2 separate regions of the Mus musculus genome follow, and region 2 is linked to region 1. A link is a loop called in an ENCODE intact Hi-C map of the cell type or tissue named here. Cell type or tissue: gastrocnemius. All regions are shown on one strand. Each heading gives the region's core, and the rest is flanking DNA. Links, peaks and the distances in the headings are about the cores only. Region 1 holds the start of Mus81 (MUS81 structure-specific endonuclease subunit). Region 2 holds the start of 4930481A15Rik (RIKEN cDNA 4930481A15 gene).

Region 1 (12,241 bases), core at 3,681-8,680:
TGCAGCAAATCAACAATGTCAGCGCCATGCTGGTCCTCGCCAGGCCAGTGACGGGACCCCGGGAGTACGTGCTGGACCTGGAGATGGTCACCATGAATTCCCTTATGAGCTACCGGGCCAGCTCTGTACTGAGACTCACGGTCTTTGTGGGAGCCTATACCTTCTGAAGACCCTCAGGGAAGGGCCATGTGGGGGCCCCCTTCCCCCTCCCATAGCTTAAGCAGCCCCGGGGGCCTAGGGATGACCGTTCTGCTTAAAGGAACTATGATGTGAAGGACAATAAAGGGAGAAAGAAGGAGTCCTGGCTGAGGTGGGTGAGTAACCTCAGCCCGGGAAGGGGCTGGCCTGCGAGAGGGGCAGGTGAGTTCCACACAAGGGGTCCTCTCCAGTCAGGCTGAGGTTTCAGAGCCAAGGTCATTCTTCAGAATCAGCCTGAGCAGTGGGCAGTGGTGGCGCACACCTTTAATCCCAGCACTCAGGGGAGACAGAGGCAGGTGGATTTCTGAGTTCGAGGCCAGCCTGATCTACAGAGTTCAAGGACAGCCAGGGCTACACAGAGAAACCCTGTCTCAGGAGGAAGAAAAAAAAAAAAAAAAAAAAAAGGCCTGAGCAGGGAGTTCTGAAGAGTATGTACCTCAGGTCCTCACTCAAGAGCTTGGCTGATACTGGGCCCAGGAACCATGTTCTGGTCAGTGCTAGGAGTTTGGGGTTAGCATCCTAGCTCTACCCCAAGCTCTGCACTTGTACAAGCCTCTGGTCTCCAGTCACTAGAATGAGGCAGCTGGATTGAGAAACTTTTTGACCGGGGGCCATCTAATTACACTCAAACATACAGTGCCTTATTGACCCCATCTCTCTGACCAGGGCATTCCCAGCCCCTAAGGAGTGTTTATCTATTATCCAGCCATCCATATTTAGGGTCTGGCTCTATGTAAGTACTTATTAAACATGGGTGTGCACAACCATGTTTAGCCCAGGAGCTTGCCTTAAAAAGAACCATGGTGTGGTGCCCCACACCTTTAATTTCAGGTCTTGGAAGGTAGACCCAGAAAAACTGGGAGTTCTAGGCTAGACTAGGTTACAGAGCAAGTTTTAGGCCAAGCTGGTTTTAGGAATGGGTAAGGACACTGTACAGGGCTGCGGATCATTGCTTTTTGGAAGAGGAATTGCCTAGTAGGTGTGAGGCTCTGGGTTCCGCTGCTAGCACCACCACACACAACAGTTGGCTCAGCAGTGTAGTCTTCCAACCCCTGTAGATTTCAGAAGGACCTTGGCATTGCTTCCTTAACAGCCGAGACCACACACATCCAGATTTTTATTAAAGCCCAGGGGATCTCAGCTAAAAGGCTAGCCAGCCTTGGTAGAGATGAAGATGGGTGCTGGGGAGCGAGCGTCTCCTGGTACAGCTCAGCTCAGAGGGCTGTGGCTGCAGTACAACTGGTACAGGGTCCTGCTCAGAGCGGGTCCCAGATTCCTGGAAGACAGGTCAGGAGGAGGTCAGCCTGGTGCCTCAGGTGACCCAGTCTTCTCTCCAGATCATAACTACCCGTACCTCTGCAGACGCCCACACTTGATGGTGCTCAAGAGCATCTCCTGCTCCTTCGCGGTGGCACAGGCATCATAAGCAGCCAGGAGACTGGGGGTAGGGCATATAAAGGCTGATTATCTGGCAAGCATTAGGAGACATGAGGACATGAGAGGTAAGGCAGGAGGGGTCTAGCCTAGAGTGGAGGAATCTTAAACACGACACATTTCCTGTTTCTGGTGTTAAGAGCCCCTCCCTCCCTCCTTGGGAAACGCTGGGACAGAGCCTGCCAAGGTGCCCACGCAGAGCCAAGCTCAGTCTCCAGGAGCACTGGTTGTGGTGAACTCTGCCCTCAGCCGCTCTCTGGGGCGTACCTGGCAGGGGTGCTGTATCGATCCACCACGGCTGCTGCCTTCTCCCCACTCAGTCCACGCACCTGCATCAGCTGCCGGGCAAATACTTCTCGCACAGACTGGGCCTGGGGTTGGGGTAGGCCTGTGTTAAGGGTGACCTTGGCCTAGGCCACCCGAGCAGAGGTGAGGCAGGGGTGGTACCTTGTTCTTGACAGCTTCTGCATTGAAGTCACTGAAGGTGAGGAGTGAGCAGAGAGGGTTTGTGGAAGGCTTTGCTTCTGATTCAGCAGCCCCTGGGGCCCCCCAAGGGCGGCTGCGTAGGGTGTGGCCCTGATGGAAGAGGGGACTGAGGCCAGGGTAGGCTCTGAAGACTAAGCCCCAGCTAGTCCTTTCCCAGGCCTCAGTAGGAAGCCTGAAGAACTAGGACCCCACCTTTCCTTGCTTGGGCAATAAACACCAGGCAAGGGTCCAGTTCTGGATAGAGGCATCTGCTCACCTGGTACAGTCTTTCCAGGCCCTTTGTCAAAAGCGCCAGGTAGCCAGCCGACTCCTTAATATCCATGGTTCGCTTCACAAAAAAGCCATCAATGACCTGGAGAAGAAGACACAAGGAAGGGAGCTCCTGGCCTGCGCCATGGTCTGTAAAATCTGCCAGCCTGGTCCTGTCCTCCCAGCTCACCTGGGTGTTTGTGACAGCCTGCAGCAAGGTGCTCTCGGGAAGGCTAAGGTTGTGGACAGACCCATGTTCTTCCACTAAGTATACCCGGTGCCCCAGGCCACAGCGCTTCAGGCGGAACTAGGAAGGCAGGTAGAAGCAGTGTGGTTAGGCCCAAATGCCCACGTGTCCAGGCTAGCCATCAGTAACACATTAACACTGCAAGGGACCCAGATCCTCATCTTTACTGGCTCTCTCACATCCTTTGCTTGTTTTGAGACATAGTTCTCTGTGTAGCCCTGGCTGTCCTGGAACTCAGAAATCCCCCTGCCTCTGCCTCCCAAGTGCTGGGATCAAAGGCATGTGCCACCATTGCCTGGCACCTCTCATATCTTAAAAGCAACACCACACTAGGCTCTGGTCCTGTAGGAAAGCCCTGAACCTCCGGACATCATACTTCCTCCAAACCTCCCTTGGCCTACTGTGCTCTGTGACCCCTAGGGTTAGTCCTGTTGCTGGGACTTGGGTATAGACTCTGCATTTCTAACCTTAAGAGGTTTGCCTCTTGTTTATATAAGATCTCTAGGGCTAGGTACTCAAGGGCTCTTTAATTTTCTCCAGCCAACTGAAATAGCTTTGTTTTTCAACTGTGCACCTGCATGGCTTAAAAGGGGCTTCAAGTGGGTGTGGTTGGAGGCTCTGCTTTGAGGCCACCCGGGAGCTTTTCTATGTTGAGGTAAGCAAGGAGTGAGGCAGGCTGACTAAGGCACCTTCTGCTCCCGAAAGCGGCCGTCAATGATGCTGCTGCATAGGTCATCTAGCCGCTTGCGTTCCACAATGTGGTCCAGGACCAGCTCCCCAGGTCTTTCTGCGGAGAAACCAAGAAGAGCTTTCCTGCCTTCCCTGTCTCTACCTAGGCCAGCCTCCCTTGTCTATCCAAGACCCTTTACCTGGGTCTCTGGGCCTGGTCTCCTGTGCCACCCACACAAAGTCTCCAACGTGTAGCTTGCGTACGGTGTGGGGCACACGCAGCCTTTGTAACTCTCGGAGCATTTCTGGCCTGTGTCCTGCCCTGATATTTCAAGAAGGAAGGCCAAGTCAGGGTGAGCCAGCACTCGCCACATTCCAGCATCCTCAAGTCGTTTTTACAGTTTCCCCTATTTCCTTACCCTCTGGTTTCGCCAATGTCCACACACAACAGCACTCTGTACTCGCTAGGCCTTAGCTCCAGTGGTCTCTGCTGGACGGCCCCCTCGGTGGTGCCACTATAATGGAATGGAGGCTATGCATAAGGCCAGAACCTTCAGTGCCAGGGTAGTTCCCCTAAATCCCAGGGGCAACTGGTTCAGCTATTAGTCTCAGGGAGAAAGGTATGGCTGCCCCCATTTCTTTTTCTTACGGTTCTGACAAGGCTTCTGGAACTGCTGAGTCCTCTCCGTGATGTTCCTCTGGCCTAAAGCCAGCGTGCCGAGTGCTCAGGCCTTCCGCCTCGGCCAGCTTCTGAGCCAGCTCCAGACCCTCTGGTGTGAGTGCATACCTGGGAGGTGAGGGACACATGAAGTTCCGTCTTCTTTATCCCTGGCACGCTCTCTTTCTGTCCATTAGGTGAGCCTGGATAGAAGTTCAGTGGCTCTCCATCTCCTCTGTGTCCTTGTCCCTCAGGTCAACTTCCTCAGGACCTCCCTAGTTGTGTCTCAGCTTTGTGATGTGTCTCCCAAGTCCTTCCCCTGTCTTCACTCAGCACCACACCGTCCTCCCTCCCCTCAGAGGATTATACTTTCCAGATCTCCAATATCAGGCTCTTTAGCAGGCAGGCTGGCCATCCCCAGGCTCAGTAGCACCAGGTGTGAGATTTTCTGGGCCATGAGAGAGGCTAAGAATGTCCTAATTCCTGCATGTGTCCCATCCCTGCCTTGTGTGCTCCCTGCTGCTCGCCCAACCTGGCTGGCCGATGCGTTCCAAGGATGAGGTTCCTATGGAGGAGGCTCCGGAGGGCAGGCCAGGGTTTCGAACTTCCAGGCACTACCTGTGAAAGGGATGGAGACCCTCAGAGAGTCCCTAATACTCCAAGCCTACACTTCCCGGGCCCCTAGCCATATGCCACATTTGGATCAGGCTGCATACCAAGGGTGCCTGCCATGGAGGGAGAGCTGCCATGGGATCTACCTGCCCACTCTCAGAAGATGCTCACCCTGGGGGTCTTCTGGGCACACTTCTGCAGCAGCTCCTCTTTGGTTAGGAAGCTGTGGCCATCAGAATTCTGAAACAATGGTTGAAGTGAGCGTAGGTTCAGGTCCAGCGCTCCTCCCCCTGCTATGCGGTGGCCAGTTTGCATGCTGTCCAGGCATATTTCTGTGAGCCTGCTGCTTTGCCCCACCCACGCGCCTGACTTGCTCACCAGGTGCTCCCTGTAGAGTTGCAGCAGGATCTCTCGAGCACCTGAGTTCTGAGCTGGCCAATAGCCAACACTGGTGCTTCCTGCTTGAGGCTGGGTGGGAACCTGAGAGAGACAGAGGGGCTCGCTGAATTCCAATGCCTGTCAGCTGAGGTTTCAGCAGGCCCCATGGGCCTGGCGAGGGAGATGAGGCTACAAGCCCTAGTAAATCTGGAATGTGATGGTGGCCAGAGCAAAAGTTGGGGGTATGGCCCAGGCCCAGGCCCAGCCCCAACCCCTGGAGAACAGTAACATGGTACACGTCCCACAACTTCCTGGGCTGGATCTTTTGGCAGCTCTCTTTGGGAGTCTGACTACCGTGATCCCAATAATCCTACTTAGGATTTAAGGTGGTGCCTCTCAAAGAGGGTAAGAGACTGTCCCAAGCCAATCTCAATCAATAAGAGCTGGATCCAGGGCTGTTCAACCCCTCAAACCAAGAAGTCTACAATCAACGACCCCTCCCCCCATTTAGCTTTCTACTTCCTTTCCCAATCCTCACTGGCATGGAAGAGTCCTGGACTTGCTCAGGTGGCCCTTTGCTGGCTCCCTTCTTTCCAGATGGTGAGCTGGGGGCATGGTCACCTATAGAGATCAGAAGAGAGTTAGTCCTGCACACAGTCTGGCTGCCCGGAGGAGCTTAGATGGAGTTGCTCAGTGTGTGAATTTGAGTGTCATATTTTAAAACGTTTTTGTGTTTTCTTGTATGTGTATGAGTGTTTCACCTGTGAGTATGTCTATGCATCACTTGCATGCAATACTAGAAGAGGTCAGAAGTAGGGGCTGGATTCCCCCGAATTGGGGTTTTGGTTTGGAAGCAGGGGCTCACTGCGTCAAGCCCTGGCTGACCTCAAACTCACAAAGATTCTCTTGCCCCTGCTTCTTCTGGGTGTTGGGATTAAAAGTACAAATCACCATGCCCTACCCATGTCACTTTTTTTTTTTGGAGATAGTCTCAGATAGCCCAGGCTAGCCTCGAACTCACTATGAAATTGAGAATGCTCTTGAACGCCTGAGTCTTCTACCCCCACCTCCTAAATGGTTACAGACTTGTTTCACAATGCCACCAATCTCAGGCGGCTAGCTCTGTTCGTTGAGAACCAGGAGGCTTAGGGAGCATCAACAATCACTAGTCGTGGGTCGAACAGCAACCACGTTGTGAGGGGGTAATTTGAAGCCAGAGTAGACACAGCCTGCACCTAAGAAATTTAGGAGACACCAACTCCCTGAGGTGCTCACCGCCTGATGCTAGGTGCTGCTTCAGCTTTTCGTCCAGCATGCGGCAGAGCCTGTCTCCGAAGTGCTGGAGTATCTTGGCTTCCTTCCCGCTGCGCAATGGTAGCGGGTACCGTTGGAGGGAGCGCAATGCCTGGCGAACACAAGGGAGAAGAGAGCTTATCAAACTAGGATTCACGGATCACCTGACTCTGCCAGAGCACTGTCACCAGAAACAGCTGGGACTCACCTTTTGAAACACGAAACGCGTGTGGCGCCCCCTGCTGGCTGCCTCGTCCCGCCACTCGGTCAGCCAACGAACGAAGAGCGGGTTGGGGCAAACGGGCAGCGGACGCTTCCGGCCCAGGCGGACCGGCTCCGCCATAAGAACTAGACTGGCTCCTTCAGAGTCTCAAAAAACCCCTGAGACTAGGATCGCGACAATTCAGTTGGTATAAGAACACTTGTTTGAGGGTAGGGTCTCTCCAACCTAGCAGGGCACCAGCTCATGGAATGACCTCCTTTCGCCATGTACTATGCAGTAAGAGGCTAGCTCGGTTTGCACGGCCTTTCCTTAGAACCGCCCCCATTCGCCCGCCGGCACCAGCCTTTTGGACAGGCCCCACCCAGGCCATGGAGCTTTGACCCACCCTTTCCTCTCACCCAAAAATTCGAGAGCAGACTCTTTTTTTTTGTGTACTGACTGTTAAAAAGGAGGACAGCGCCCCCTGTGACTGGGAGGGCCGGTGTGGGGGTACACTCAGAAACCTGAACTTGGCTTGCTTCAAGGTCTCATAAGGCTATTTCAGGCTCACTATCGTAGAAGAGGCTGGGAAAAAGAGGGCTTAAGAAAAGTGGAGGAGAGGGACGGACACAAGTCCAAGAATATTTGTGGGAGGGACATCTTAAAGGGGTACAAGGAATGAAATAAAGCTAAGGCAGAAGCAGAAAGATCTCGAAATGTGCCAAGTCGGGGATATTTGTGCACAGAAGACTCAGGCTAGGTGAATGGCGAAGATGTGTATTTAATTCCTCCCTTTCAAGGAGGAATAAGAGGTGTATCCTAGAAGGTGGAGAGTTCGAATGTGGGCACATGGTTGGATCCCGGGGATGCTAGTTAGACACTTCGCTTCTGTGGCTCATTAAAAGTGAAGGAGCCTCAGGGAGGATGAAGGTGGGAACCTTGCTGGGGCAGGGATGTCTCAAGCTGAGGGACACAGGGCTCAATAGAACATAGAGGTCCCTTCAGTGTTTGGAACAACGCACGGTCTTCAGCTGTCACGCTGTCACTCCGGAAGTCGTCGGGAGCCCAATTCGCAGACCCTCTTCTCAGTCTAGCTTTTGTGCACCCGCCTCTTTCCTCAAGCAGCCTTATAAGGAGCCTGCAGCTGGCGCTTGGACTGGGCACGCCCTCTGGAGGCTTATGCCCTAATAAGGACATCTAGGGCATCCCGCGACCAGGGGCGGAAGGAGTGCGTCTCCAGGGTAACTGCGTGGCCCCTCCCCCCGTTGCTCTGGGAAACTGCTAGTCTCGAAAAAGGTGGAGCCAGCCTTCTCCTTAGGAGGGGCCCTTGGGAGAGAAGGGGGTCAAGCTTCGGCCTCCACCTGGAGCTCCAGCAGTGTAGCCCACGGGTGCAGTCACCTGGAGCTCCCGCAGTGTAGCCCACGGGTGCAGTCTGACTACAATCCCCTGACTACAACCCCCGGCATCCTCTGCGTGCTGCCTCGCTCCTGGGGAAGCTCCTCTTTTACACCCTTTATTCAGCTTGGGGAGGTCAAGGGCCCCGGTTTCCTTTGCCTCTGAGTTGTTTGCGACTTTGCCCTTTTTTTCTAAGGCCATGGTCATTGTTTCAGGTCAGAGAAATTCTCCTGGAGTTCCCACCCCAGTTTATTTTAAACTTTTGCTTTCATATAGATTCTCTTCAGTCTTTGTGCTAAAATGATCATAAACCTATCAACTCTGGAATTAAATTGAAGTATTCCTTTTCCTGTATCGTAAAAGAAACATAAAGAAGTTTTTTTTTTGTTTTGTTTTGTTTTGTTTTGTTTTTTGATTTTTCAAGACAGGGTTTCTCTGTGTAGCCCTGGCTGTCCTGGAACTCACTTTGTAGACCAGGCTTGCCTCGCACTCAGAAATCCGCCTGCCTCTGCCTCCCGAGTGCTGGGATTAAAGGTGTGCGCCACCATGCCCGGCCATAAGGAAATTTTTAGTGCACAACTCTTCACCCTTCCCCCATGAATTACGTTTGATCTAACAATTTGCCAAACGTCTTTAGACAACGCCAAAGCTCTCAAACTTTTTATGTTAGCATTTCCTGTTTTTTAAAAAATCCTATTTGTTGAAATTTTACTCCACGGGAGCATTTCTATTGGCTTGAAGACACCGTTATACTTGGCGATTCTCTTTTCTGTGAGAGAGGATCCCAAGCTGATGATTCAAAATCTTTTTTCAGGAACCATAAAGAACAAAAAACCACTTAATTTCTGGGATAAAGAAAGTAGAGAATTATATTCAGGTCATTTTTATCAAACGATGGGCCTCTGGCTCAGAGCGTTTTTTGGTCCATTGCACCAATGGGCTCACTCTCCGTGCAACAGCCCACGCCTCTCGGCCTCCGCCTACTCTGCGCCTCAAGCTCTGCGGAACCCGGTAGCAGCTAGTTCTATTTCGGTGCAAAATCCTCGGACTTCACTTCCCGTCGGCCCGCGCGGCAAGCGCCGGAAGGCCGCCCCGCCCCTCATTGTGCGGCTCCTACTAAACGGAAGGGGCCGGGAGAGGCCGCGTTCAGTCGGATCCCGGCAGCAGCTGCGGCGGCTCAGGTCTTCAGTTGCTCTTTCTGTCTCCCTTTCGTTTCCGGAAACATGGTGAGCATTAGGCCACTGCGCCCGAGGGAAGTGGGTTCGTGATCCGTCGCTTGCGCGCCGGGCGGGGTGGGGGCGGCAGAGAAGCGGTCTTGGTATCCCATCCCCCAGCACCCCGAGCGAGATTAAGGGTCTCATTGAAGGGCAGGCCGCGCGTGCGCGCCTCCGGGCGCTGGGAAGGGCCGATTCGGACGTCGCTCGCGCGCCCCCTGGCTCCTCTCCCCTCCCCCATCCTGCCTTTGCGCCAGCGCGGCCACTGGCCGTGGGGGAGGGGTCCAGTGTGCGGGGCCTCGGGCAACGCTCGCTGGTTCTCGATGGCGCGCGCTGGACCAGAGCACGCGGCATCCAAACCCTGGCCCGGGGCCGCTAGGGAAAAGCGCGCGAGGTGTCGGCGCGCGCCCCACCCAAGGGCTGTTCCCTTCCCCGCATCATCCTCCCTCTGCGGCTAGGTTGGTCTCCACAGCAGGTGGCAGGGATTCCGCCGTCAGGGCGGGGCGGGGGCGGCCGCGGTGTGGCTCTGGGAGATGCTGAGGCATCGGGGAACCTGATTGAGACGCTGGTTCTGGAGCCTTCTTGCAACACGAGTCACGGAGTGGGTTCCTGTACAGGCTATCGCCCCACTTCTAGAAAGAGCGATTACACACTCCATTCTGTAGTCACTGTACCTCGGGCTAGAGCTAGAACAGCGCGTGCGCACATGCTTGGGCCCTGCCATCCCGGCTGCAGCTCTAGCCGAGCTAGGCCTTTTGCTGCTCTGCCGGATGGGGCCGAGGGTGGAGCCGCGTTTAGGGAAGTGACCGAGGCGGGTACCGCCCGGAAGCCACCAGCTTTTATGCTTAGCCTGAGGGCACGGGAAACTGTTTTTTGGAGTGAGACTGGCCAGAGCTACCTCTCCAGCTGACTGCGTTTACGCCTATTCCTAAAGGCGAGCCTTAGGCGTTGAGACATCTGAGGTCCGGCCGCCTCGCTGCCTCTGGGCTACGAGTGTCTCTTGGGGAGGCCCTGAACCTAGTCCAATCTTTCTCCGCCTACTCCGGAAGCGGGTGAATCACGTGGCTAGCTTCCTCTGCAGTTCCATGGTGGTGGTGGGGAGGGTTGGTTGTAGATTTCTGATTGGGTCGTCCCCCAGGGCCGTACAAAGCAGAAAGTTTTCGGCGATTTGGGGCATCACAGTTTGACCTATTAATTTGTCAGTCTTTTTTTTTTTTTAAAGGACTCACCATTCTTGGATGACAGGGAGTTGTCCAGCAGGGCCTTAATTAAGGGTTGTAATTCTTGTGTATGGGAGATCTCGGCAGGAAAGAGTGTCATTTATACAATGACTGCATTTCTAATGAGCAATAAACTACCGAGCAGCTCTTGGTGTCTGTGAATTTCTGGTGTTCTGATTCTCTTTCCTGGAGATGAGACTATGGCCCAGGAGTTTGGTGTTTTGTATCTATCCTATGCTGGCATTTTAATCAGTATCTTTCGGGTTCTTTGAATCTGGTGTTCACAACTCAGCAAGTTTTTGTTTTCTTTTTGGCTTTTTTTTAAGAGACAGGATTTCTCTGCATTGCCCCTGCTGTCCTGGAACTCATTCTATAGATCTAAGACTGGTTTCAGACTAAGAGAAAGGCGTGTTCTACCACTCTTGGCTAAGGTCTTCTTTTTAATAAGTACTGTTCTAACATTTATGGGGATGTTGAACTAGATAATTGGATCTCTCCCTTGCAGGAGGTTTGTCCTAACTAGTTCTTAGATGATGAATTGGATAGGGAAAAAAGTCTGCAGGGACATTACTAATCTGTGTGGGGCTGAGAAGTGTGTTTGTTACTCTGACTGAGGTTTCCTGTAACTGCAAAGAATACCCCAGAATCCTTTCCCTTACAAGGCGTATTTTTGATTTGTCCCTCAGGCCTCTGGTGTGGCTGTCTCTGATGGTGTCATCAAGGTGTTCAATGACATGAAGGTTCGCAAGTCTTCAACACCAGAAGAAGTGAAGAAACGCAAGAAGGCGGTGCTCTTTTGCCTGAGTGAGGACAAGAAGAACATCATCCTGGAGGAGGGCAAGGAGATCCTGGTAGGAGATGTGGGGCAGACTGTGGACGACCCCTACACCACTTTTGTCAAGATGCTGCCAGACAAGGACTGCCGCTATGCACTCTATGATGCAACCTATGAGACCAAGGAGAGCAAGAAGGAGGACCTGGTGTTCATCTTCTGGTGAGCTCCGTATTCAGGCTCTTCTGCCTGCCTCTGGTTCCCTTTCTCAGAGCTTAACGGAAATTATTCCAGGTGTGGGGGGTGCCAGGGTTGTAACAACCCTTCCAGTGAGGAGCTAGGTGTGGTGGTACCCACACCTTTAGTCCCAGCTTGAGGGAGGCAAAGGCAGGCAGATGCCTGTGAGTTTGAGCCTAACCTGGTCTACAGAAAGACCCTGTGTTTCAAAAACAAAAACTAGTGAGGAACTTGGGGAAAAGAAAATCCCTGCTGTTAGAGTATCCTAAAAGTTTCTTTTCTTGAGTCATTATTCCCTGGATGTAGCTGCAGCCTTTTCTTTGCTTTGTCTTTAGGGCCCCCGAGAATGCACCCCTCAAGAGCAAAATGATCTATGCCAGCTCCAAGGATGCCATCAAGAAGAAGCTGACAGGTAAGGATCCCTCCTTCTGCAAAAGTCATGGGCGCAGTCTCCTGCTAGCTGCTACCTTCCTCCTCTCATCTGCTCCGCCGGCTCCTTCCCAGATAGAACTCCACCCCACCCCAGTGCTTCCTGCTCACTGCTCTCTTTTCACCCTGTAGGAATCAAGCATGAATTACAAGCTAACTGCTACGAGGAGGTCAAGGACCGCTGCACCCTGGCAGAGAAACTAGGTGGCAGCGCCGTCATTTCCCTGGAGGGCAAGCCTTTGTGAGCCACCTCCAGCCCCCTGCCTGGAGCATCTTAACAGCCCCAGACCTGCTCTTGGGTGTTGCAGGCTGCCCCTTTCCTGCCAGACCGGAGGGGCTGGGGGGATCCCAGCAGGGGGAGGGCTATCCCTTCACCCCAGTTGCCAAACATCCCTCCCACCCCCTGGACCGTCCTTCTCCCTCCATCCCTGACGGTTCTGGCCTTCCCAAACTGCTTTTGATCTTCTGATTCCTCTTGGGTTGACGCAGACCAAGTCCCGTCCTAGGCACCCAGTTTGGGGGGAGCCTGTATTTTTTTTTTTAACGAC
Region 2 (12,241 bases), core at 4,800-9,799, 80 kb before region 1:
AGCGCCTTCCAGGTCTGCTTCTGGGGACCTTTCCATGGGAACACCAAGTCTGGATCACACTCTCTCCTGGTTCCCTGGGCAGTTCCACCCAGCATCCAGACAACTCCTGGCCCACCCCAGCTTCTACCGCCGACCCCACCCCTCCATCTGAGCACAGAGTTCCCAGGATGGCGGCACCTCAGGCCTCCCTGCGGTACTAACCACATTCCAGTTCTTCCTGTAACTGCCTGTGTAGCCGCTCCAGGTCCCAGGGCCCCTTCAGGTCCTTGGCCCTTGAGATCCCCTTCTGTGGCTTTCGGAGACTGTTGAAGCTAGAGCTGCTTCCCTGGTTGTGGCTCTGCAGCTCCCCCTCTTCTGAGCCCTTCTCTCCAGAATTCCCCCCCTTATTGACAGAACTGCCCTTTCCCTTGTGGGGGTCGCTGTGTTCCTCCTCCATCGCCTCTGATATCAATTCCTCCTCCAAGATCAAGCTCTGCCCTGGGAGCTGAGGCAGTTCCCCAGAGCTGAGACTTTTCTCAGCCTCTTCAGAATTCTGGCCTTCTATCTCTAAGACATCCTCAGACTCTGATCCTGACCCTTTCCCTGATAACCAGAAGCTAGGTTGATCTAGCCCTTGACTCTCCACTTTGCTCAGAGGCAGGGGAAAGTTGGCCCAGCCCCCTAGGTGATGTCTCCTCCCCACGCTTTGCTCTTCCATCTTGTGGCAGGCTCGAAGGTCTTCTGAGAGGTTGGCTACTGACTTGTGCCTGGACTTGCACTGGGGGGCTGCTGGAGGGAGGAGCAGGGGTCGATGGCCCATGGCCATAGAGGAACTTGACTGAAACAGAGCCTGGCCATCTATGATGAAGCTCTCCCAGGCCCACTGGAAAGGGAAGGAAGGCTTTCGAGAAGGTGGACTGAAGAGACTGCAGGAGGAAGAGGAGAGAAGTCAGAATGAGGGTCCTCCTAGTCCCCAGTGCACCTTCCAGTCCCTCCCCAGCAACTTACTCCTCTGCCTCAGCTGAGCCACGGCCTTTCTTGTTCCGCCTCCGGGCCTTTCGCTCTTTCTTTGTTGTCTGCCCTGCGCTGTAAGATCTTTGTAGCTGGCAGCTCTGACTCTGGAGACTGTCACCACTCCCAAGGCACCTCTGGGCAGGGACAGGGAAGAGGGGAGCTCTGACTAGCCTCCCATATGGTGCTTCCTCTTCAGGTTCACCTCCCAGGGGCTTCCTCTCTGTCTAGACTGTGCTGTGGCTGCCTATAACCTTCTCTGATCATTCACTACCTCTTCTGTTAAGACAGCACAAGCTGGACTGGAGAGATGGCTCAGTGGGTAAAAGCACCCGACTGCTCTTCCAAAGGTCCGGAGTTCAAATCCCACCAACCACATGGTGGCTCACAACCATCTGTAATGAGATCTGACGCCCTCTTCTGGAGTGTCTGAAGACAGCTACAATGTACTTACATATAATAAATATTAAATATTTAAAAATAATATAATAAATATTAAAATATTTATAAATATTATTAGTTTTTGTTGTCTTGTTGAGATGGTGTCTTGTGTAGCTGAGGACGGTCTCAAGCTCACTGTATAGCTGAAGATAGCTTTGTTTTGAGATGGTGCTTTTCTGTGGAGCCCTAACTGTCCTGGAACTCACTCTGTAGACTCGGCCTCCAACTCAGAGGCCAACCTGCCTGGGATTAAAGTTATGTGCCACCATGGCTTGGCTGATGATAGCTTTGAACTACTGATCCTCCTGCCTCTGTGTCCCAAGTGTTGGGATGACAGGCTGCACCAGCATGCCTGGTTTGGACTTCTTTAAATTTTAGAAAAATATCGGGGTGTGATGACACACAGCTGTAACCCCAGATACGCAGGAAGCAGAGAGGGGAGGACTGTGAGCTCCAGGACAGCCCAGATCAGGTAATTTGGTAGGAGACTGCCCAACAAGCCATCCACTGCTGGCACCCCAAAACACCAAGCCACACCACCCACAACAAAAGCTCACATTTTTCTGGATGTCACCCAGGGCTCTGGACTTAGTGCTGAGGAAGTGACAAGTTCCTTAGTGGAAGGAAGGAAGGAAGGAAGGAAGGAAGGAAGGAAGGGTTTTTATTTCCCTAAACTCCTTTCCTCCCTGCAGTGTTCCCAAACTGCTCCATCTGTCCTCTGTGGTCCTTGTCCCAGGCATTCCCAACTGTTACCAGGACCTGAGCTCCAGTCTTACGTTTCCTCAAGAGCCTTAGCCAGGGCTGACCTCTTCTGGCCTAAGATGCCAATGGGCGGTTGAAGCTCCCCAACTGGGCCTGCCTCCCTCACCTGGTCCTCCGGAGAGATGCTTGATAGAAGTCTGAACAGCCCTGTAGATGTCCCTGGAACCAAGGGCTCTGTACTCTGCCTTGGTCTCTCCGATAAGGCCCTAACCAACAGTTGGTCAGTGTTTAGCATATTGGCATGTTGCCCTCTCCCACCCCTACCTGCCAGCTCTGGAACTGCCCTCTCTGCCATCTCCATGACAACCAGGCTGTGACCGGTCTGAATGATTCCAGCAAAAAGTACTCGGTAGCGATCAGCCAGAGTTCTGCTGGTCTCCTTTACGAGACTGTGTTCAACAGCGCCCAGAACTGCCTTGGGCCTTGCCTCTGCCCCTGCAACCTGACCTGGTATAAGCTCCCTACTTCTCTAGGCCTATGTTTATCCATCTGCTTTTGAAGGGATATCAGAACTTGTCACCTCAAAGGGCCCTCAGGTCCTGTGAAAATGCCCCATTGCTGCACAAGGCAGGCCATGGCCTTCTGGCCGCAGGATACTGTGTCCCTCAGAGAGGCAGCAAGCCCCTCAACCTGAGAATGACAGAACTTCAGCCATACTTGTTTCCTGAGCCTAATGGTGTATATTTATACATTGACTGGCTTTGTTTTGAGCATTTTGTTTTGCTTATTTTAGACAGTGTCTCACATGTAGCCTAAAAAAATTAAAAATTAAAAAATAAAACAAAAACAAAAACAAAACATGCTGGGCAGTGGTGGCACACACCTTTAATCCCAGCACTCGGGAGGCAGAGGCAGGCAGATTTCTGAGTTCGAGGCCAGCCTGGTCTGCAGAGTAAGTTCCAGGACAGCCAGGGCTACACAGAGAAACCCTGACTCAAAAAATCAAAAACCAACACAAAAACATGTAGCCTAGCTAGCTGGCCTGAAAGTCACTGTATAGGCCAGGCCGTCCTTGAACATACCGTCCTCTGCTTTTCCTCTGCTTCAAGAGAGCACTGGGATTAAAGGCGTGCGCCACCACACCCAGCTGGCATGTACATATTTTAAACCTCTCTAGCCATGTAAGGGCCCATTGGATCTGAGAACTCCTGGTTCACTTCATAATTGGGGGAGCACATGATGAGTGGTTGGAAGTTGCCACTGAGCCACTAGGCTTAAAGGGAAGAAGAACATAGGATTACCGAATAGCCGCTGGGCAAAATACAATTTTAAATTTCAATTAAAATAAAAATTTCAAATACAATAAAGTTCAAAATATGATTTAATTTTCAATTAAAAGAATAAGCCTGGGTCTGGAGAGATGGCTTAGCAGTTGAGAACACTGACTGTTCTTCCAGAGATCCTGAGTTCAATTCCCAGAAATTACATGGTGGCTCACTACCATCCATAATGGGATCGGATGCCCTCTTCTGGTGTGTCTGAGGACAGCTGCAGTATATATATGAAAGAAAGGAAGGAAGAGAGAAAGAAAAGAAAAAAGAATAAGCCTGTCATTTTACTGTTTCTATTGCTACAATAAAACACCATGACCAAACAGCAAGTTGGGTGGGGGAAGAGTTTGCTTGGATACATAGTTCATCATCCAAGAAATTCGGGATAGGAACTCAAGCAGGCCAGGAACCTGATGGCAGGAGCTGATGCAGAGTCCATAGAGGTGCTGTTTATTGTGTTGCTCCCCATGACTTGTTCTGCTTCTTTCTTATAGAACCCAGGCCCACCTGCCAAGGGATGACCCCAGCCACAATGGGCTGGGCATTCCCACATCAGTCATTAAGACTAAAGGCTTGCTACAGCCTGATCTGACACAGGCATTTTCTCAACGGAGGTTTCCTCTTCTCAGATGATTTTAGTTTGTGTCAAGTCACTATAAAGCTTTGTGGCATGCCTGTATTGTTAGTATTCTTCAGTGAGACATGCTAAGTAAGGCGTAGAGATATATAGGACAGGAAACTTATTCATGGAATTAACTTATGTAACGAGGATGGCTCAGATGCCCCACAATAGATCATCTGCCTGCAAGATAGAGATACCAGCAGCAGTGGGGCTTCAGAAAAAGTTGAAAAACTTAGAGCCAGGGAACTCCTCTTATAACTTATAGTTCATGGTCAAAAGCCTGAGAACCAGAGCTCCCTGGGGCAAAGGCCAGAGACGCTTGAGTTCTTTTAATTTGTTTGTTTGTTTGTTTGTTTGTTTGTTTTTCGAGACAGGGTTTCTCTGTGTAGCCCTGGCTGTCCTGGAACTCACTCTGTAGACCAGGCTGGCCTCGAACTCAGAAAAATTTTATTGTGTGTGTATCTGGGGGATGGGGGGACACCAACATGCCACCGCATATATCTGGAGGTCAGAAGACAGCAAAACTCTAGGAGTCCTTCCTGAGGATTGAACTCAAGCCATCAGGCCTGACGGCAAGTGCCTTTACCTGCTAAGCCAACCACCTTGCCACCCAGGAGCCTGGAATTCTGGTGGCAGCAGAAGTTAGCAGAGCTCCTGAAAAGTCCTGTTTTCTTCCTGTGTCTACCCCAGCTGCTCCAGCTGCGTGGATGATGCCCATCAGCTGCCGGGGCCCATCTCCCTGCTTAGTTCACTAAGACTCGTGGTCTAGCTTCTGGAAGCATCTGTGCTCTATTGACTACTTAGTCTGGTGACGTTGACACCCAGAATTAACCATCATAGAAATTATTCTATTTGTTAAAGGCAAGGTCTTATGTTTTGAACACTGGCCTCAAGCTATATGTAGCAAAGGATGGATTTGAACTCTTCAGCGCCTGTCTCCACCTCTCATATATTGGAATTACAGGCAGAAGTTTCCAACCCATTGCACTTTTGCCTGAGACAGGTTTGTTTGTTGTTTAGGGTTTTTTGTTGTTTGTTTTCAAGAGAGGGCCTTACTCTGTAGCCCTGGCTGTCCTAGAACTCACTCTGTAGACTAGGTAGGCCCTCCAACTCACAGAAATCTGCCTGCCTTTGTCTCTCAAGTGCTGGGTTTAAAGGTATGTGCCACCAAGCCTAGCTCTTGAGATGTGTTCTTGCTGTGCAACCCAGGCTGGCTTTGAGTTCTTGATCCTCTTGCCCAGGCTCCAAGTGCTGGAACTGTAAGTGTGTGCCACATTTTAATTGTTTTTAATTTTTTAAAAAATATTGACATTTTTACTTGATATGTATGGGTGTTTTACCCACAAGTATATCTGTATGTATATCACATGAATTCAGTGCCTGCTGAGGTCAGAAGAGAACACTGGATCTGGAAAGGAGTTACAGTTGTGAGCCTCCATGTGGGTGCTGGGAACCCAACCGAAATCCTCTGGAAGAGCAGCCAGTGCTCTTATCCTCTGAGCTGTCTCTCCAGCCCCAGCCTGATCCACACTCTGCCACTTTTGACCCTCATCCTTGTCAGAAGTATGAATGGATTCAAATTGGATTCTATCTATCTATCTATCTATCTATCTATCTATCTATCTATCTATCTATCTATCTAAGAAAGAGTCTAATGTAGCCCAGGCTAGCTTTGAACTTGCTATACAGACAAGGATAAACTTCAACTTCTGATCCTCCTGCCTCCACCTCCCTAGCGTGGAGATTACAGTGCTCGCCACTGTGCCTGGTTTATTTGGTGCTGGACCCTTAACTCAAGGCTTCTTGCATCCCAGGCACGCACCCTGCCTCCTGAAACGTGCTCCCGGTGCAAGGGTAGATTTCTTAGACTTTTACACTTATTTATCTATTTGTGGATAGGCTGGGGTGTGTGGTCTGGGATGCATGTGACCACTGGGAGGATAACTTATAGTCAGTTCTCCCCTTCTGCCGTGTGAGTCTCAGCTGTCAAGCTTAGGTTGACGTTATGTTTCGTGGCTCCTTTACCCGCTGAGGTGTCTTGCCAGCCTCTAGGGTAAATTTTGAGAGAGTGAGTTGGTAATGACATCAGTTTGGAAACAGCTGGTATCCTGCTGAGATCTCAAACCTGAAGCTACTAAACTGTCTTCTTTCCCTCTTCCTGTCCTCCTCCTCTTCCTCCTCCTCCTCCTCCTCCTCCTTTTTTATGTTTGTTTTTTTTTTCAAGACATGATTTCACTGTGTAACTCTTATTCGCGTTCTCACGACCGGCCAGGAAAGAACACAACAAACCAGAATCTTCTGCGGCAAAACTTTATTGCTTACATCTTCAGGAGCCAGGAGCGCAAACCCCCAGCCCCAAAAGCGAAAGCCACCCCAATCTTACATCTTTAGGAGCCAGAGCTCCGGCGCGCCAAAGCGCAGAGCGCGCTCTATTGTTTACATCTTTAGGAGCCAGAGCGCCGGGCGCGCAGAGCAAGAGAGAATGGCCGAAACCCCGTCCCCTTTAAGGAGGAGTTATCCTTCGCTTAGGACGCATCACTCCCTGATTGGCTGCAGCCCATGGCCGAGCTGACGTTCACGGGAAAGGCAGAGTACAAGTAGTCGTAAAATACCCTTGGCACATGCGCAGATTATTTGTTTACCACTTAGAACACAGGATGTCAGCGCCATCTTGTGACGGCGAATGTGGGGGCGGCTCCCAACATGTAACCTTGACTGGACTGGAACTCACTCTGTAGACCAGGCTGGCTTCAAACTCAAAGATCCACCTGCCCCTGCTGGGTGCTGGGACTAAAGGCCTGCACCACACGCCTGACTGGTGAATTGTCTTCTAATTCTAAATCTGGTACTAAGTGCTCTAAGAAAGCTCAAGAGGCTCACTGGTGTTGTGGTGGCCCAGGGCGTCAGTAGTGCCGTGACCTCCAGCAAGCGTATGGCCTGGCAGTGGAGACTGACTAACCCTAAGGTAAAAAAACGGATCCTGTGAGGGGAGCCCCCATAGAATGGGTCTGCGTGTGCCAGAGGGAAGAAAATCAGAGCCATCGAAACATAGGGGCTACCATTTGCTGAAGTTGGGGTCGATCTGGAAAGGTGTCCCAGAAAACACAGGCAGCACCCACAGATAAGAACAGCTTTTGTAGTTTAAACTCTTTAAATGTGTAAGGATGTTTTGCTTGCGTGTATGTCCGTGCCCCACATGCCCAGAGAGTCCAGAAGAGGGCGCTGGTCACTGAAACTGAAGTTACAGATCGTTATGAGCCGCTATGTGGGACCTGGAAGCTGAACCCTCTGTGGTACACTCTCCCATCTGTGGTACACTCTCCCATCTGTGGTACACTCTCCCATCTGTGGTACACTCTCCCATCTGTGGTACACTCTCCCATCTGTGGTACACTCTCCCATCTGCTGAGCATCTCTTCCTGCTGGAGTAGCTTTATCTTGCTGGAGTAGCTTTATCCAGCACCTGGAGGAGCCAGTCATGCCCACTCCTCCTTTACCACCGTTCTCCTCCCATCCCTTTACAATAGGAGAGCAGGAGTTTGGAGTAGAGGGTGAGGATAGGAAGGACGCTTCCCTCTGTGCTCGATGGTAGGGGCTCCACTGGCCAGGAGAGCAGCAACTGTGTTGTTCTAAATCAAGTTCAGAGAGGCGAACACAAAGTAAGAGTGAGTCAAGCTCAGAGATCTGACGGTGACGTAAAACCAGTCACTTTATTTTAAATCACTCATTCATTTGTTCTATTTATTTTTATTGTTATTGTGTGTGCATGATAGGAAGGGGGTGGCTACTGCCACAGCATGTATGTGGGGTCAGAAGTCAACTTTGTTCTCTCTTGCCACTTTCATGTGGGTTCTGGGAATTGAACTCATGTCATCCGGCTTGCACAGAGAGCACTTTCCCCATTGAGTCACCTCACTATCCCCTATTTTATGTTTTAGGGGGGTCACCTCCACTATCTTACTCTGCAGCTCAGGCTAGCCTCAAATTTTCTTAAAGGTGTGTGCCTTCATGCCAGGCTAGCAGAGATTTCTTTAGTGACTTTAGAAGACTCCAACACTGGCTGCTAATGGGAAGTCAGATGGGGGTGGGTCCAGAGAAGACACTCGTCAGGGAGACTGTCACACACTTGAGCTGAGGGGTGCTGAGAGAGAAGAGCAGAAGTCAGGATGCCTTGGGGTCAGGAGAGGTCACGGAGACCAGGCTAAAGTGACCAGCACAGAGATTGTGACTTTTGAGGTGGCGCACACCTTTAATCCTAGCACGTGAGAGCAGAGGCAGGCAGATCTCTGTTGTGAGTTCAGGACCAGCCTGGTCTACCGTGTGAGTTCTAGCACACTCAGGACTATATATAGAGACCCTGTTTCAAAAACAACAACAAAAGAGCAAAGACTGCTGGGTAAGTAAGGGCTCTCAGCCAAAGGAACAGTATTTCAACAAAAGGGAAGTGACTAACTGTGAGAAGAGCCACTGAGAGGTCAAGACAAGGACAAAACTTAACAAGTGAACTTGGCAACCTTACTTGCTCCCTAGGCCCCGTTCTCTAAGGCATCGTGTAGAGAGCTCATTACAGAGTCCAGCTAGGCAGAGTTAGGATGTGGCTGGGAGCTTCTAAGCTTGATGACCTGACTTTGATCTCTACATGGAAGAAGAAGGACCCACATGGAAAAAGAAGACAGATCCAAGTCCTCGGACTTTCACAAGTACGCCATGACATGCACAGCTTCGCGCCTTCCTTTTTGTGGCACAGGGTTGTTGTATGACATCATTTCTGGGGCGATAAGAAGAAGCATCCTCTCAGCCCAGATAGAACTAACACCGTGCCAAAGTAAGATCCCAGTGTGGGTGAGGGGTTACTTAAAAGAGCAGAAGCCACTGAAAAGGAGCTGCAGTAACAGAGCTGGTCCCCAGCAAAGCGGAAACCTGCAGCTCACTGCACAGCTTGCAGGCAGCTCGGCAGCTCCTTTCTGTGCTTTCAGACACGGCCTCACTGTGTAGCCCTGCCCAGCCTGGAACTTGTTATATAGACCAGGCTGACCTCGAACTCCTTCTGAAGCGATGGTTAAAGGTTTGTGCCACCATATCAGGCAAAAAAATGTAATTCTTAACAGTAATGAAAACCATCTGTCCCTAAAGCAAGCCCAGAGAGGAGCAAGCTCCACAAAACAGCTGTGCTGAGAAGTCCCTGCCAAAACCTCGGCTGGCAGACTGGTGGGGTGGCTCAGTGGATGAAGGCACTTGCAGACAAGGCTGATGATTCAAACTCCATCCCTGGAGCCAACAGATAGATAGGGAGAGCTGACTCTCAAGGTGTTCTGATCTCCACACCTGTGTGCACCTCCCTCTACACACACCATATATAAGGGGAAAAAACAGTACCTGAGCTGTCTTTCCAAATCTTGATAAGCTGACCTTCAAATTCATATGGAAGTCCAAAGGTCTCAGGATAGGCGATCTTGAAACAAAACAAGGTTGGATAATATATTTTACAGTTTCCCATTTGAAAGTCTTGGTGAGGACTGGAGCGATGACTCAGCGGTTAAGAGCACTGACTGCTCTTCCAGAGGTCCTGAGTTCAATTCCTAGCAACCACATGGTGGCTCACAACCATCTGTAATGGGATCCTATGCCCTCTTCTGGTGTTTCTGAAGACAGCTGCAGTGTACTCATATACATTAAATAAATAAATAAATAAATAAATAAATAAATAAATAAATCTTTATAGAAAAGAAAAGGAAAGAAAGGAAAAGACAAGACAAGACAAGAAAAGAAAAGAAAAGAAAAGAAAGGAAAAGAAAAGAACAGAGTGTCTTGGTAAAAGCTTCAGCCATCAGACAGTGTGGAACTAATGTAAAGACAAACCTTAGAGAAAATCGTGGAGATCCACAGGATGGGGGGAGGGGCTCAGCAGTGAGATCCCTCAGCCTGGTAGGGAAGTGCACCCTGTAACGCCAGCATTCAAAGAGGAGGTGGCAGGAGCTTCAGGAGTTCAAGGTCATCCTTGGCTACATAGTGAGTTTGAAGCCAACCCAACCTATGAGAGACCTGTCTTAAAAAATGGGAGTAAGGGAGAAACTGGGGAGATGGTACAGTGGTTGGGAGCACTGTCTGCTCTTGCAAAGGACCTGGGTTTGTTTCCCAGCCTGTGGCAGTTCACAGCCTTTTGTAACCCAAGTTCCAGTGGATCCAGAGCCCTATTCCACAGCACACATCTGTTTTATAGACATACGTGCAGGAAAACACCCAGACACATAAAGATAAATACAATTAATTAAGTAGTTAATGTGAGTTCGTTACTGTTCTATTTCTGTGAAGAGACATCATGAGCAAGGTAACCTGTCAAAAGAGCATTTAATTGGGGGCCTGCTTATGGTTTCAGAGACGTACTCACAGTCCATGGCCGTCAGGGCAGGGGCCATGGCAGGAATGGTGTTGGAGTGTTGTCTGAGAGCTGGTATCCTGATCCTCACACAGAGAGAACATGCAAGACTAGGGTTAGCAAGGGACCCCCACTGACACCCCTACTCCAAATCATGCCTAGACAGTCCACTTGGTAACTAAGTCTTTTAAATCTATGAGCCTTCGGGGCCATTCTCATTCAAACTGCCACCCCATGTTATCTAGTAGTTCCACTTCAGCGTGTAGACACCAAGGATCAAAGCAGGGTCTCCAACAGCGAAATGTTCAGAGTAGCTTTTCCCCCCACAGTCTCCGAAAGGTGGAGGCAGACAGAGGCCAGCTGGTGGAGGCCAGCTTGCTTGGTTAACTTAGGAAGTTCCAGGCCAGACAGTGCTACACAGTGAGACCTTGCTGCAAAGAAAGTGTGGTGAGTATAGAAAACAAATCTAAGAAATCAAGCTCTGCACACCAAGTTAGATGGTAGGTAAAGGGCAACCTGCGGCTGGAAGCAGGGACCACTGCCTCACCCCAGGAACTGACACGTGGGTCCGCCACCAACAGCATCCCTTGGTTCCCAGCATGAAAGGTGGGGCTGGGAGGTTTCTCTCACTCCAGTCCTGGTGTCGCTTTCTCCCCAGCACTGGGCACCAAGCACTAAGTGTTGCCTATTTGTTGAGCTCTGCTCATTAGCCCTGTCCCACCCATGTGTCATACGGGCAGGACAGTAGCTGTGTCTGACTCACCTCCAGAAACAGAAGCTGGGCAGGTGCACCAAGTAGGTGCTCAGTAAACAGGCTGAGTGATTGAAAGAAGACAGATCCCAAAGAGCAGCCAGCCTGTATGGGAGGCTTAATTAACTTAGCAAGGCCAGACAGTAGTTTTAATTCAGTCTAAAAGACCACAAGACAAGGTTGGGCATGATGGCCCATGCCCTTAATCCCAGAATGCAGGAGGACCTCTAAGTTAAAGGCAGTCTGGTCTATATAGTGAGTTTCAGGACAGCCAGGACTATGTAGAGAGACCCTGTCTCAAAACAACAACAACAATAACAACAACACACAAACCAAGATAAATCATTTTAAGTCATTCTAGAAGACAGCAAGGGGCTAGAGAGACAGATCAGCTGTTAAGAACACTGGCCTGCTCTATCGGAAGACAGAGGACTTGGGTTTGATTCCCAACACCCACAGGGCAGGGCAGTTCACCAAGCTAGCAAGTGGTGCACAGACAGACACATGTGCAGGCAAAACGCTCAGCTTAGTGGCACTCAGTCTTATGTGGCATCCAGGGTACATATGTTTGACTAGCTCAAGCTCGTTGGTTTAGGGCACTCGATGAGTTAACAGAATCCCGAACAGCCTTTCCTTTAAACCCACTTTCCACTGCCCTGCACCCCTTATTCCCTGCTTCCCAGAGCGTCCCCAACCTCCACGCATTTCCTGTCAGCTTCTCAGGCCCTGGTTCCTACCCACATGCACACTTACCTGTTGCTAGCACAATTCCTGTCAGGCAGGAGCTCTTTAAGGAACGGTTTATTTTGGCTCACAGCTGCAGGGTGTAGTGTGACACACTTGGGAGTCACAGTGGCCCGAGTGTGAGGCGGCTGGTCACATGGCTTCCATGGTCAGGGAGCAGAGATAGCAGCTGATGCTCAGCTGGCTGTCCCATTTTATCCAGTCCAGTCCCTCACTCAGTGGGCCAGCCCCTCACATGTGCTGATGCTTGTTTCCATGGTAACTTAAATTCCACTAAGTTGATT

What was found. Peaks named below come from ENCODE experiments on the same cell type or tissue, not always from the same donor. Only the 100,000 strongest peaks of a DNase experiment are listed, where the experiment ranks them.
Region 2: a loop joins it to region 1, with 2.7 times the contacts of the local background. A loop is called at or near these places in 1 of 42 quality-filtered maps.

What each region holds. Positions count from the first base shown.
Region 1 is chr19:5,481,556-5,493,796 of GRCm38, forward strand. Mus81 (MUS81 structure-specific endonuclease subunit) reads right to left here and starts at 6,824. Exons shown (of 16, transcript NM_027877.4): 1 at 6,433-6,824; 2 at 6,207-6,336; 3 at 5,470-5,552; 4 at 4,932-5,033; 5 at 4,725-4,793; 6 at 4,474-4,559; 7 at 3,933-4,070; 8 at 3,703-3,798; 9 at 3,484-3,605; 10 at 3,304-3,401; 11 at 2,558-2,674; 12 at 2,375-2,470; 13 at 2,080-2,208; 14 at 1,900-2,003; 2 more. The coding sequence starts at 6,567. The coding sequence ends at 1,408. Efemp2 (epidermal growth factor-containing fibulin-like extracellular matrix protein 2) reads left to right here. Exons shown (of 11, transcript NM_021474.3): 11 at 6-299. The coding sequence ends at 167. It overlaps Cfl1 (cofilin 1, non-muscle), which reads left to right and starts at 8,900. Exons shown (of 4, transcript NM_007687.5): 1 at 8,900-9,047; 2 at 10,942-11,249; 3 at 11,600-11,676; 4 at 11,826-12,241. The coding sequence starts at 9,045. The coding sequence ends at 11,938. In gastrocnemius, for the core only: CTCF peaks have their summits at 6,461 (motif pointing left) and 6,945; DNase peaks (open chromatin) are centred at 4,519, 4,995, 6,471, 6,838 and 1 more place; H3K4me3 peaks cover 2,991 bases; H3K27ac peaks cover 3,462 bases.
Region 2 is chr19:5,400,033-5,412,273 of GRCm38, forward strand. 4930481A15Rik (RIKEN cDNA 4930481A15 gene) reads left to right here and starts at 6,783. Exons shown (of 4, transcript NR_027938.2): 1 at 6,783-7,051. Tsga10ip (testis specific 10 interacting protein) reads right to left here and starts at 2,474. Exons shown (of 8, transcript NM_001373978.1): 1 at 2,300-2,474; 2 at 988-1,127; 3 at 202-905; 4 at 1-28. The coding sequence starts at 2,428. In gastrocnemius, for the core only: a CTCF peak has its summit at 7,285 (motif pointing right); DNase peaks (open chromatin) are centred at 6,580, 6,805 and 7,322; H3K4me3 peaks cover 3,742 bases; H3K27ac peaks cover 4,116 bases.